2 separate regions of the Mus musculus genome follow, and region 1 is linked to region 2. A link is a loop called in an ENCODE intact Hi-C map of the cell type or tissue named here. Cell type or tissue: gastrocnemius. All regions are shown on one strand. Each heading gives the region's core, and the rest is flanking DNA. Links, peaks and the distances in the headings are about the cores only.

Region 1 (5,375 bases), core at 134-5,133, 58 kb before region 2:
CTTATATTCCCACCAAGCAAAGCAAAGCATATTTATAGCTACTCAGTGATATGATTTTTGTCTCAATAGAGCATCCTTCCTGGCCTCTGAACATCCATCTCTAAATCCCAGTGCCATAGTCCAGCAAATGTTCTGTAAGGGGCAAATAGAGAGTGAAATAGTGACAAATTATTTAGCATCTATACAGATCTACACACGACTTCAGATAGGGCAATTTGGCATTACAAGCATTATTTCTGTAATTGCCCTCATAAAAGAAATAAGAAGAGGACTGGAACAATGAGCTGGCAGCTAAGCATTCTGCCTGCTCTTGCAGGGGACCTAGGTGGGTATTAGCATTCATATGGCAGCTCACAGCCAACTATGACTCCAGTTTCAGGGGATCTCATGTTTGACACCCTCGTCTGTCCGGTCTCCACAGGCCTTTCCTCAGAGTTGAGGAAATGACCACAGTTGTAGGCATGGTTCACCGTCATCTTGAACAGTCTTCCCAGAGTTTGAACAGTTATGTTTTCAATGAAATGCTACTGTTATGGGAGTGTGACACTCTTGCAGACACCCCTGGCTCTGCCATCCACTCTTACCTCCTTCTCAGGCAGCAGTGCTACGTCACATGTGACTAAGGTTTCATGCTTCCTGTGGTTCCATTCAGATCTTATAAATGAATCCTGACAAGTGACCCGATGTGGCTCAGACCACACTAAGTGGTCTCTGTATTGAAAAAACAATGGCTCAGGGCCAATGAAGGGACCCTCTTAAAATTCAAGTCTGGCAGATTTCCTGGGAAGCTGTAATAAGACCTTCCACTGGTGGGTTTGAACAAGTAGGAGAGAAAGGAGTCAAAAAGTAAAAGAGAGACAATATAATGCATACCTCACAGGTTAAGAATCCAGCCTATCGTAATTCCTGAGACTACAATAATAGACAGAGAAAGCCACCACCACCACCACCACCACCACCCCCACCACCACCACCACCCTGAGAAATGCCTTAATCCCAGCACTCGGGAGGGAGGCAGAGGCAAGTGGACATCTGTGAATTTAAGGCCAACCAAGGCTACAGAGTGAGATCCTATCTCAAAAGAAAAAATAAAACAAGAAACAGGTTGAGATTATATCACCCAGGCTGGACCAACTTCAATTCCTGGACTCCACTAAAGAAAAGAAAAAACTATTTGTAATGATCCTCTTTCCTCAGTCTACTGAATAGCTGGAACTAAGGCAGATCTTGGAATACATTTGTCCCTGGGGCACTACCTGTACTAATAAGTGCGTTAAGACTATTATTTTAAATGTTCCTTTTGATGCTCATTTCCCTACAAATTAGCATAGACATTGAGAATGGAGCAATTTGGCTACCTTGAGCACAATAACTATGTGCTTAATAACAAATATCTTGGACATCTCATGGACACCCTGAGATAATTATGCAAAAACTGTAGCTGACTGCTCTGCTTCTTAAAGGCACAGTGCCATCCAGAGCTGTTTGAAAAAGTTTATCTAAGTTTTTTTTGCTTCCTCAATGCCCACTCTAGATGACCCTGGAATCATTCCCACAGTGACCTGACATGGAACCCTTCCTTTGGGGGTCTAGTGTTTTTTTTTTATTACGTATTTTCCTCAATTACATTTCCAATGCTATCCCAAAAGTCCCCCACACCCCCCCCACCACTCCCCTACCCACCCACTCCCCCTTTTTGGCCCTGGCGTTCCCCTGTACTGGGGCATATAAAGTTTGCGTGTCCAATGGGCCTCTCTTTCCAGTGATGGCCGACTAGGCCATCTTTTGATACATATGCAGCTAGAGTCAAGAGCTCCGGGGTACTGGTTAGTTCATAATGTTGTTCCACCTATAGGGCTGCAGATCCCTTTAGCGCCTTGGGTACTTTCTCTAGCTCCTCCATTGGGGGCCCTGTGATCCATCCAATAGCTGACTGTGAGCATCCACTTCTGTGTTTGCTAGGCCCCGGCATAGTCTCACAAGAGACAGCTACATCTGGGTCCTTTCGATAAAATCTTGCTAGTGTATGCAATGGTGTCAGCGTTTGGAAGCTGATTATGGGCTGGATCCCTGGATATGGCAGTCTCTAGATAGTCCATCCTTTCGTCTCAGCTCCAAACTTTGTCTCTGTAACTCCTTCCATGGGTGTTTTGTTCCCAATTCTGAGGAGGGGCATAGTGTCCTCACTTCAGTCTTCATTCTTCTTGAGTTTCATGTGTTTAGCAAATTGTATCTTATATCTCGGGTATACTAAGTTTCTGGGCTAATATCCACTTATCAGTGAGTACAGGGGGTCTAGCGTTAAGAGACAAATCTGTGATTAGCTCAGAGTGTTGGGTATAATTTATTTAAAACAAACAGTTGTGCTTGTCCAGTGTTGGTAGGTATAGTCCTTAGGCTACATCAGAGGACGTTCAGGCTCACTCAGTGTGCTGAGTCAGGATACTCTGGTGTTGTAAGCTCCTCTGGTATTGCAGCCTTACCCCCCCCCCCCCACACACACACACACACACAACTGCTCTTAGGTGGTCTTGCCTACTTTTAGTAGTGCAGGATAAGATGACACAGAACAGAAAGCAGCAGAGACTGGAAAGCAGTGGCGGCAAAATGGCACACACAGAAGTAGCAGGTACCCTGTGTCTAAGGCGGCAGAAGTGAACAGTCCTAGCAGCTGAGGTAGAGAGCCAAGACTAACGGATAAAACCTTATAATCAGCCAGAGAAGAGCAAGGGCAGGCCCTGGCACCACAAGAGCTCCAGATAGCTGTTAAGCCTTCAGGGCCAAAGGTCTCATCCTGGGCCAAGAGCTGCCAAGGGTTGAGGAACCCCAGTGTTCTAGACTTACAAACCGGAACATTTGTAAGGTTGAGTTATGAGGGCTGCAACACTAGAGGGTGCCACTTGCTGCTGCTTCTGTCGGGATTCAGCCACCACTCACTGCTGCCTGACAGAAATGAAGGCTACAAGAGACCAGCTCCTCACTTGCTTCCCCTGCCTATCCTTCCCACAATTCCTATCCAACTGTGCAGTCAAGCAAACCTCAGCCAGCTGCCTGGTGACAGGACTACAGGAACAAACCATGGGAGTACAAATTGTTTCAGACCTCTCAGCTCTATAAAGTTGCAAGATGAGCATTATCCCATCCTGTTAGCATCTATTTCATTTTGAAATTACATTGAATATATTTTTGGCTATTTTGTATAATTCTACTTTGAATACTTTTTCCTTTGAAGCACAGCTAAGTGATTTACTTGTGGGTTCCTATCCAACAGGTCTCAGCAGAAAATAACTTTTTTTTTTTAAGACTTAAAGAGAAATGCTGAGTGGAATACACGGAAATAAGAGTGAAGGAAGGAGGAAGTGTTAGCTTGGTAGTAACTGTTCATGGGTAGTGGTCAGTTCTAATGGAATACTCCACTGACATTTAGGAAATATAAATAAGTACCTGGGAGCTGGAACTAGGATCCTCTGTGGCAAAGATCTTCCTTCGATGTTGGTGTTATCTCACCATGCATGAAGACAGGCCACTATCCCAACCCTCCAAAAAAGGCCAGGCACAAGGAAGCCAGAGAAGAGATGTCTAGATTGGTCCCATTCTGGTGGCAGGAGGGAGTGTTCCCTAAGACAAATCATGAAAGATGAGTTAACTTGACCCCCCCCCACTCCCCCGCCCCCCCCCAAAAAAAAACGGCACGAAATACAGGCCTCGCCAAACGGGGATAGAGGTGGAGAGATGAGTTGTCCTGTGAGACCTGTCAAGCCATGATCTCAAATGGGTGGTCTTTCTCCTACTCTGGCTCCAACAACTTTGCGATGTCTGCGGAAATGTTTGGTGAATCATACGTTCAAGCACCCTTACATAAGGCAGGTTCGCCAGACGGCCGCAGTTTTGCAATAACTATGACTTTAAGGGCCCTGAACACGAGCTTTGAAGTGAGGCTTTGTCTGTGTACACACTTGACACATTTGCCCAAAAGTTCAGAGCACTGGGAAGAAAACGGGCCGTTGTGAGGGCGGGCAGTCACAGCCACAAAAGGGCATAGCAACCAGAACGCCACCGAGGTGGAGGGCCGTGCTGCGCAGGCGCAGCTGTCCCCCGACCCCACCCACCCCCGTCGCGCGCTCGCAAAGGCCGGAAAAGAGTCTGGGGCCTAGGGAGCGCGCGTGCGCGTTAGAGACAGAGCTAGGCTTTGGGGAAGGGGGCGCGGCACACGCATGGCTTCCAAAGCCAACATGGTTCGTCAGCGGTTCAGCCGGCTGAGTCAGGTGCGGCCGGGGGAGGAGCCAGCCCTTCCCAGTCCCTCCTCGGCCTGGTCTCGGCTCGCCCTCTCTGTCTCCTGGGCGCGGACTCAACGGCCGCCCGGCCCCGCCTTAAAGGCCAGGCCGTCCCGCCCCGATGCCCCTTCGTCCCCACCCCTCCGGCCCCGCCCCCAGCCCCGCCGGCTCCGCCTCCCGCTCTCGCCGCGGAGTCGCTCCGGTCTCGCCGCTCCCCTCCTCCGCCCCGCGTCCTGACTCTCTTCCCTCCTTTCCCTCAGAGGATGTCCGCCTTCCAGATCAACCTCAACCCGCTCAAGGAGCCGCTCGGCTTCATCAAGATCCTCGAGTGGGTGAGTGCAGCTTGCGACGCCGACCTCGCCCGGTCCAGCGCGGGGCGCCTTGCCGGGAGGCGGGGACGCGGTCGTGAGGGAGTCCCCCACGCTCGAAGGCCGCGGGGCGGAGATGGCGGCCGGCGTCGAGTCGAGTCGCCGGTGTGGGCGGCTTCTCCCGGCCGCCCCTAGCCGCGGAGGCGTGGAAGCTCGCTCGCTTTTTTTTCTCAGGCTCCACTGCCATCCGCAAAGGAAGACAGGATTTCCTGCTGCGGTCCAACTGATACCGACCGCCCGGAGGCCCGCGGCTTCCGCGGGCGAGGCTAGACCTGGGTTGCGCCCTTCGCTGGCGGCGGGTATGGGCTCCTGTTAAAAATAGTGTGTGTCAGAGAAGCCGAGGCAAAGCCCTTGCCCCGACGCATTAAATTGTCGGCCCATTTAACGCCTGGCCTGGACGTCGAGATTGTTTATAGCAACATCCTGCTTGGAAAGTCAGCTTTCTGCCCTTTCCTGCCAAGCAATCATTAACATCAAAGGAGACTTACAAGTTAGACCTTGTCACGTGCAGCTAGTTTATCAAGCTCTGCGATTTTCCTTCAAACTTAGCGGCCCACTATAGTTGGGTGCTGACTTGAAGAGTTAATGTAAGCACTTGGCATTTATTTGCCCCGTGTGCAGTCAGGTAGTGTTTCGTAGCCGATAACGTTTAATTCCTTCACAGTTCATGTTGAGGGTGAAAAATAAGAACTCTCCGGTTTCGTGCGTGTGTTTTAACGAAGAGCTTGAAGTT
Region 2 (5,375 bases), core at 162-5,161:
GTTGTTTTGTTTTTGTTTTATTGAGATGGGGGGTCTTACTATGTAGCCATGACTGGTCTGGAATTCATTCCGAAGACCAGGCTGTCCTCAGACTCACAGAGCTCTGCCTGCTTCTGCCTCCTGAGGGCTGGGATTAACATGTCACCACACATGGCTTGAGTTGTGATCTATGGTGTGTGTGTGTTTTAAGAAATTCCAATGGTTGGAGACATCCCTCTTGGTCTTGCAGAGGACCCCAACTCAGTTCTCAGCATTCACTTCAGTTCATAATCACTGAAAACTCCAGTTCTAGGGGATCTGATGATTCTAGGCTCCAAGGGCGCTCAACTCACAGGTATACATATATCACCAACACGTACACACAATTAAACATAAAATAATCCTTAAAAAGTAAACTTAGGACCTAGAGGAGGCAGAATGAATAAGAGCTGGAGGCTGGGGAAAAGCACTGTGGGGTGACATTTATCAGGCATGGCATGGCTGCTACACTCATAAAGTTCGTGCTCACCTGCATGAACTCCGAGCAAAACTCACCCATCAATATTCTGGCCAGGACCCGTGAGGAGTGCATGTGGTCTCCTGAGGAGCAGAGACATTTTCCTCAGTGGTGTAGCTGCTGGTTAGTTGTCCACCCTTTGTTAAAGACCCTCTCATTCAGTGGGTCTCTCTCTCTCTCTGTGTCTCTGTCTGTCTCTCTGTGTCTCTGCCCCCCCTCTCTCACACACACAAACATGAAGCAGGAAGAAAGTAATAGGAGTGCTGAATATGATGGAAATGTGTTATTATATCTGTGAAAATTGTCAGTTAATTAAAATTACATGAAGAGGGAAGAAACTTCCAACCCCACAAGCAAAGAAGCACTTAATTTCATTTTCTCTGAATAAATGTCCCACCCACAGGGCTGCTGCTGATAGTTAGTGTTCCAAGACAGAGATAAGCAGACCCCAAACATACCATGTTGCTGCTCCTGGTGCTAGGAGGACCTTGGGGACCCTGTTCCTGTAAACTGGAATAAGTTCCCACTATAGTCTAGCTTCAAGCCACACCTCCAAGCAACCACCCTGAACAACCCCAACTGGGGCTCTGCACACAAGGTGCCAATGAATGGAAGGCCAGAGGCACCCATGGGGAGGAGGAGGCAGCCATCTTGGAGATCTCAAAGCCCAGCTGCTGCATCAGATAGAATGTCCTCTGAAAATAGTGGCTGTCACACAGCTGTTCCCCACATGCCAGGATCTGCCAGGGACCAATCTCCTAGCTCATGACAAACCCTCCTGTTAAGACCACAAAGCAGGGCATTGTAACGCTGTGTTAGCCAGTGTCTTCCCAGGGTAGATCTCCAGCCCGAGATCATCCCAGAACACTGTGGACAAAGGAGCCACAGTTGGAGCTGGGCTTGAAAGGGGAGCAGCTTAGAGAACGGAAGCCCACTCCCTCCAGCCAACAGGTCCACACCCACCTCCCAGGAAGGGGCCAGAGCAGGGCAGCAGTGTAAACTAGGCAGTTCTGAGGTAGCAGTGCCAGCCCTGCCCCCGGATAGCTTGCAGACACCCGCCCTGGCCTGATTTTCCTGTTCTGCCTGTCAAGGCTGCTGGAAGACATTTGACACATATGCCAGCTCTCTGGCCTTTGAGCCAGGTCTGGGGGACATACTTAAGCACTGAACTGAAAAGAACTCAGGAGGCCTTTAAAGGAAACCTGTACTTTTGTCTCTTTCCTCTGGCAGTCTGGCATTTAAGGAGCCTAAGAAGGGGTGGAGGGCGGACCACTTGAGGTGTGAACACCTGAGCTGGGCACTGGGCGGTGCTTAGCTTCTAAATCCAGGTCTTCAGTAAGAAATCCTGCAAGAAGGTGTGTGTGTGTGGCAAGAGTAGGGGTGGGGCTGGGGAAGCTGCCAGGGTATGGGGGATTGAAGGAGTTTATTGGCAAATGTTGCATTTGATGAGTATTTTCAAATACCAACAGCAAGAAGGGCTGTTGGGGGATGGGCTTTTGTTTTGAGGTTGTTTTATTTTTATTTTTTCACTTAGAAGATATTCAAGTATAAATCTGCACTGTCCCTCATCAAAGGAGCCAGTCTTGGTCCCTTTCTGGTTCCACTTGGCCAGCCTCACACTCTCACCTTCCTGTGTGCATCATGGCCCACCTCAGCTTCCTGTGTCTCTCCCTCCCCCTAGTGACCCCCAAACTTCTCACACTGGTCTCTGCTTCTCTCTCCCCACACAGGCAGTGATTCTGGCCATGTTAAATGTAAACTTTCCCACTTAGGTCAAAATATTTAACAGACCCCATCCCACCCCACTCTATTAGACTTACTACTCTAAGATAAATTGGATGTACGGTGAACTAATTACACAGCAGGGTTTTATAGACGACCCAGCGGGTAGAAACTTGCCAGTGAGGAAGGTAACCATGAATTTGGGAACCATATTAAACACAGCTGTGTCTTCCATGGGTGCAGCTAGATGCCTTTGGAAACCACAAACTAGATCACAGATGCCAAAAGCATGGTTGGCATCTTTAGGCTGGAGACAGCGGAGAGTGTGTGGGGGTGTGTACTGGCTGCACTCTCTCCTTGAAGCGTACCGTAGTGTGCTGCATTCTCTGGTAATGTGGATGTGGCCTAGACTGCCTGCTACTGAGGAAAGTCAAGACCCATCAGAATGGGAGCACTGGCTGGAGCCAGAAGGTTCTTCACCATTAGTAGGTGGAGGGAGACAAGCCCCATGTAGAGAAAGCTAGGCGGCTCCCCTAATAGGTGTGTGTGACAAATGTAGGGAGTTCCAGAGTCCTAGAGGTGAGATACAGGCACTATGACCCCACAAGGCCACACCATAGACGAAGAAGACATTTCCAAAGTTCTCCCAGTTCTGACTCTTGGGGTTTGCTTCAGATCTGCTGGACTGTTTTCCTGACAGAGACACTACAGAAGTGAGGAAATGTGTCCTCACCTCCAGCATATGTGGGCTATAATGCCCATGAAGGGTGTCATGGTGCCACCTTCTGCTTCAGTCCTGAAATTGCACCCTCACGGGGCTCATGCCCATGCGACCATTCCCTGCTGTGACTTCCCAAACCCAGTCCTCATAGCAGGGATGTTGCTTCAGCTGTTCTTTTCTTAGAGATCTAGTTTCAAAGCTATTTTTAGAAGTGTATTTTGTACAGCCATATTATGAATCAATAAAAACATTTTTATTTTAATTAATTAATCAATTAGTTAACTTTATATCCCGACATCAGTTTCCCCTCCTTCCTCTCCTCTCAGTCTTCCCCACCCCCTATCTATTCCTTCTCCATTTCTCTTCAGAAAATGGATGTTAGTCAGCTTTGGCATATCTAGTGTCAGTAAGACTAGGTCCCTCCTCTATTGAGGAGAGACAAGACATCCCAGTAGGAGGAAAGGACCCAAAGGCAGGCAACACAATGAGAGATAGCTCCTGTTTCTGCTGTTAGGAGTCCCACATGAAGACCAAGCTACACAACTATTACACATGTGAAGACCTTCTAGTTCATGTGTGCTCTCTGGTTGGCGGTTCAGTCTCTATGAGCCTCTATGGGCCCAGGTTAGTTGATTCTGTAGGGTTTCTTGTGGTGTCCTTGACCCCTCTGACTCCTTCAATCCTTCCTCCTCATCTTCCTTAGGATTCCCCAAGCTCTGCCTAATGCTTGCTTGTGGGTCTCTGCCTCTGTTTCCATCGGTTGCTGAGCAAAGCCTCTCTGCTGACACAAGCTGGAGTTATCACAGAGAAAGGAGCGTCAGTTGAGAAATGTCTCCATGAGATCCAGCTGGAAGGCATTTTCTCAATTAGGGATCAAGAGGAGGGGGACCCCTTGTGGGTGGGACCATCTCTGGACTGGTAGTCTTGGGTTCTATAAAAAAGCAAGCTGAACAAGCCAGAGGAAGCAAGCCAGTAACATCATTGCTTCACGGCCTCTGCATCAGCTCCTGTATCCTGACCTGCTTGAGTTCCAATCCTGACTTCCTTTGGCGATGAACAGCAATGTAGAAGTGTAAGCTGAATAAACCCTTTCCTCCCCAACTTGCATCTTGGTCATGATATTTTATGTTGGAATAGAAACCCTGACTAAGACAATTCCTTCTCGTGGCATGGGTCTCAAGCTGGACTAGTTATTGTTGGCCATTACCTCATTTTTTGTTCCATCTTTACCCCCAGCACATCTTATAAGCAGGACGAATTGTAGGTCAAAGGTTTTGTTCCTGCATTGGTGTTCCAATCCCTCCATTGTCTTGCCTGGTTACAGGAGATGGCCTGAAATAATCTCCATATCTTGCATTGCTAGAAGCCTTAGTTAGGGTCACCTTCATAGATTTCTGGGAATTTCCATTTCCTTAGGTTTCAAGCGTGTTCCAGAGATGACTGCCTCCCCACCCCTCACCCCCCACCCCCACCCCCCACCCCCCACCCCCTGCTCCAGCCCGGACTCTCCTAGTTCTCTCTCCCTCCATCCTCCCACTACTTGATTCCCATCTCCCTACCTGATACCTTCCCCTCCTGTTCCCACCCCAACCCTAACCCCATCCACTGGCAATTTTAATTCTATTTCCCTTTCTCAGTGAGATTCACAAATCATCCCTTGGATCCTCCTTATTACTTAGCTTCTTTGGGTCTGTGGATTGTAGCACGGTTATCCTTTATGGCTAATATCCACTTATAAGTTTGTCTTGTTTGTCTTTCTGGGTCTGGGTTACCTCACTCAGGATGATCGTTTCTAGTTCCATCCATTTACCTTCAAATTTCACGCCATTGTTTTTAATGACTGAGTAATATTCCGTTGTATAAATATACCCCATTTTCTTCACCCATTCCTCAGGAGAGGGACATCTAAGTTGTTTCCAGTTTCTGACTATTACGAATAAAGCTGCTAGGAACATAGTTGAGCAAGTGTCCTTGTGGGATGATGGAGTATCCTTTGGCTATATGCCAAGGAGTGATATAGCTGTGTCTTGAGGTAGGTCTGTTCCCAATTTTCTGAGAAAATGCTAAATTGGTTTCCAAAGTGAATGAGCAAGTTTGCACTCCCACCAGCAATGGAGGAGTGTGCCCCTTGCTCCACATTCTCACCAGCATGATCTTAGGCCATCCTGATGGGTGTAAAATGGAGTTTCCGAGTCATTTGATTTGCATTTCCCTGCAGCCGAACGATGTTGAACATTTCTTTAAGTGCTTCTCAGCCATTTAAGAATCCTCTGTTGAAAATTCTGTTTAGATCTGTACCCCACTTTTTAAAATTGGGTTATTTATTTTGTTGATGTCTAGTTTCTATATATTTTGGATATCAGCCCTCTGTTGGGTGTAGAGTTGGTTAAGATATTTTCCCATTCTGTAGGCTACTGCCTTGTCTCTTTGATGGTG

Evidence for each region. Peaks named below come from ENCODE experiments on the same cell type or tissue, not always from the same donor. Only the 100,000 strongest peaks of a DNase experiment are listed, where the experiment ranks them.
Region 1: a loop joins it to region 2, with 2.9 times the contacts of the local background. A loop is called at or near these places in 16 of 42 quality-filtered maps.

The regions. Positions count from the first base shown.
Region 1 is chr12:32,949,754-32,955,128 of GRCm38, forward strand. It overlaps Sypl (synaptophysin-like protein), which reads left to right and starts at 4,433. Exons shown (of 5, transcript NM_198710.3): 1 at 4,433-4,606. The coding sequence starts at 4,538. 4933406C10Rik (RIKEN cDNA 4933406C10 gene) reads right to left here and starts at 4,036. Exons shown (of 6, transcript NR_044986.1): 1 at 3,752-4,036; 2 at 3,445-3,618. In gastrocnemius, for the core only: a CTCF peak has its summit at 2,885 (motif pointing right); DNase peaks (open chromatin) are centred at 2,879, 3,587 and 4,253; H3K4me3 peaks cover 2,112 bases; H3K27ac peaks cover 2,847 bases.
Region 2 is chr12:33,007,243-33,012,617 of GRCm38, forward strand. The region is part of intron 2 of Gm40874 (a long non-coding RNA gene); the gene reads left to right. Among named protein-coding and RNA genes, the nearest start is that of Gm40874, 14 kb to the left of the region's middle. In gastrocnemius, for the core only: a CTCF peak has its summit at 3,009 (motif pointing left); DNase peaks (open chromatin) are centred at 1,535, 1,799 and 3,001; H3K27ac peaks cover 934 bases.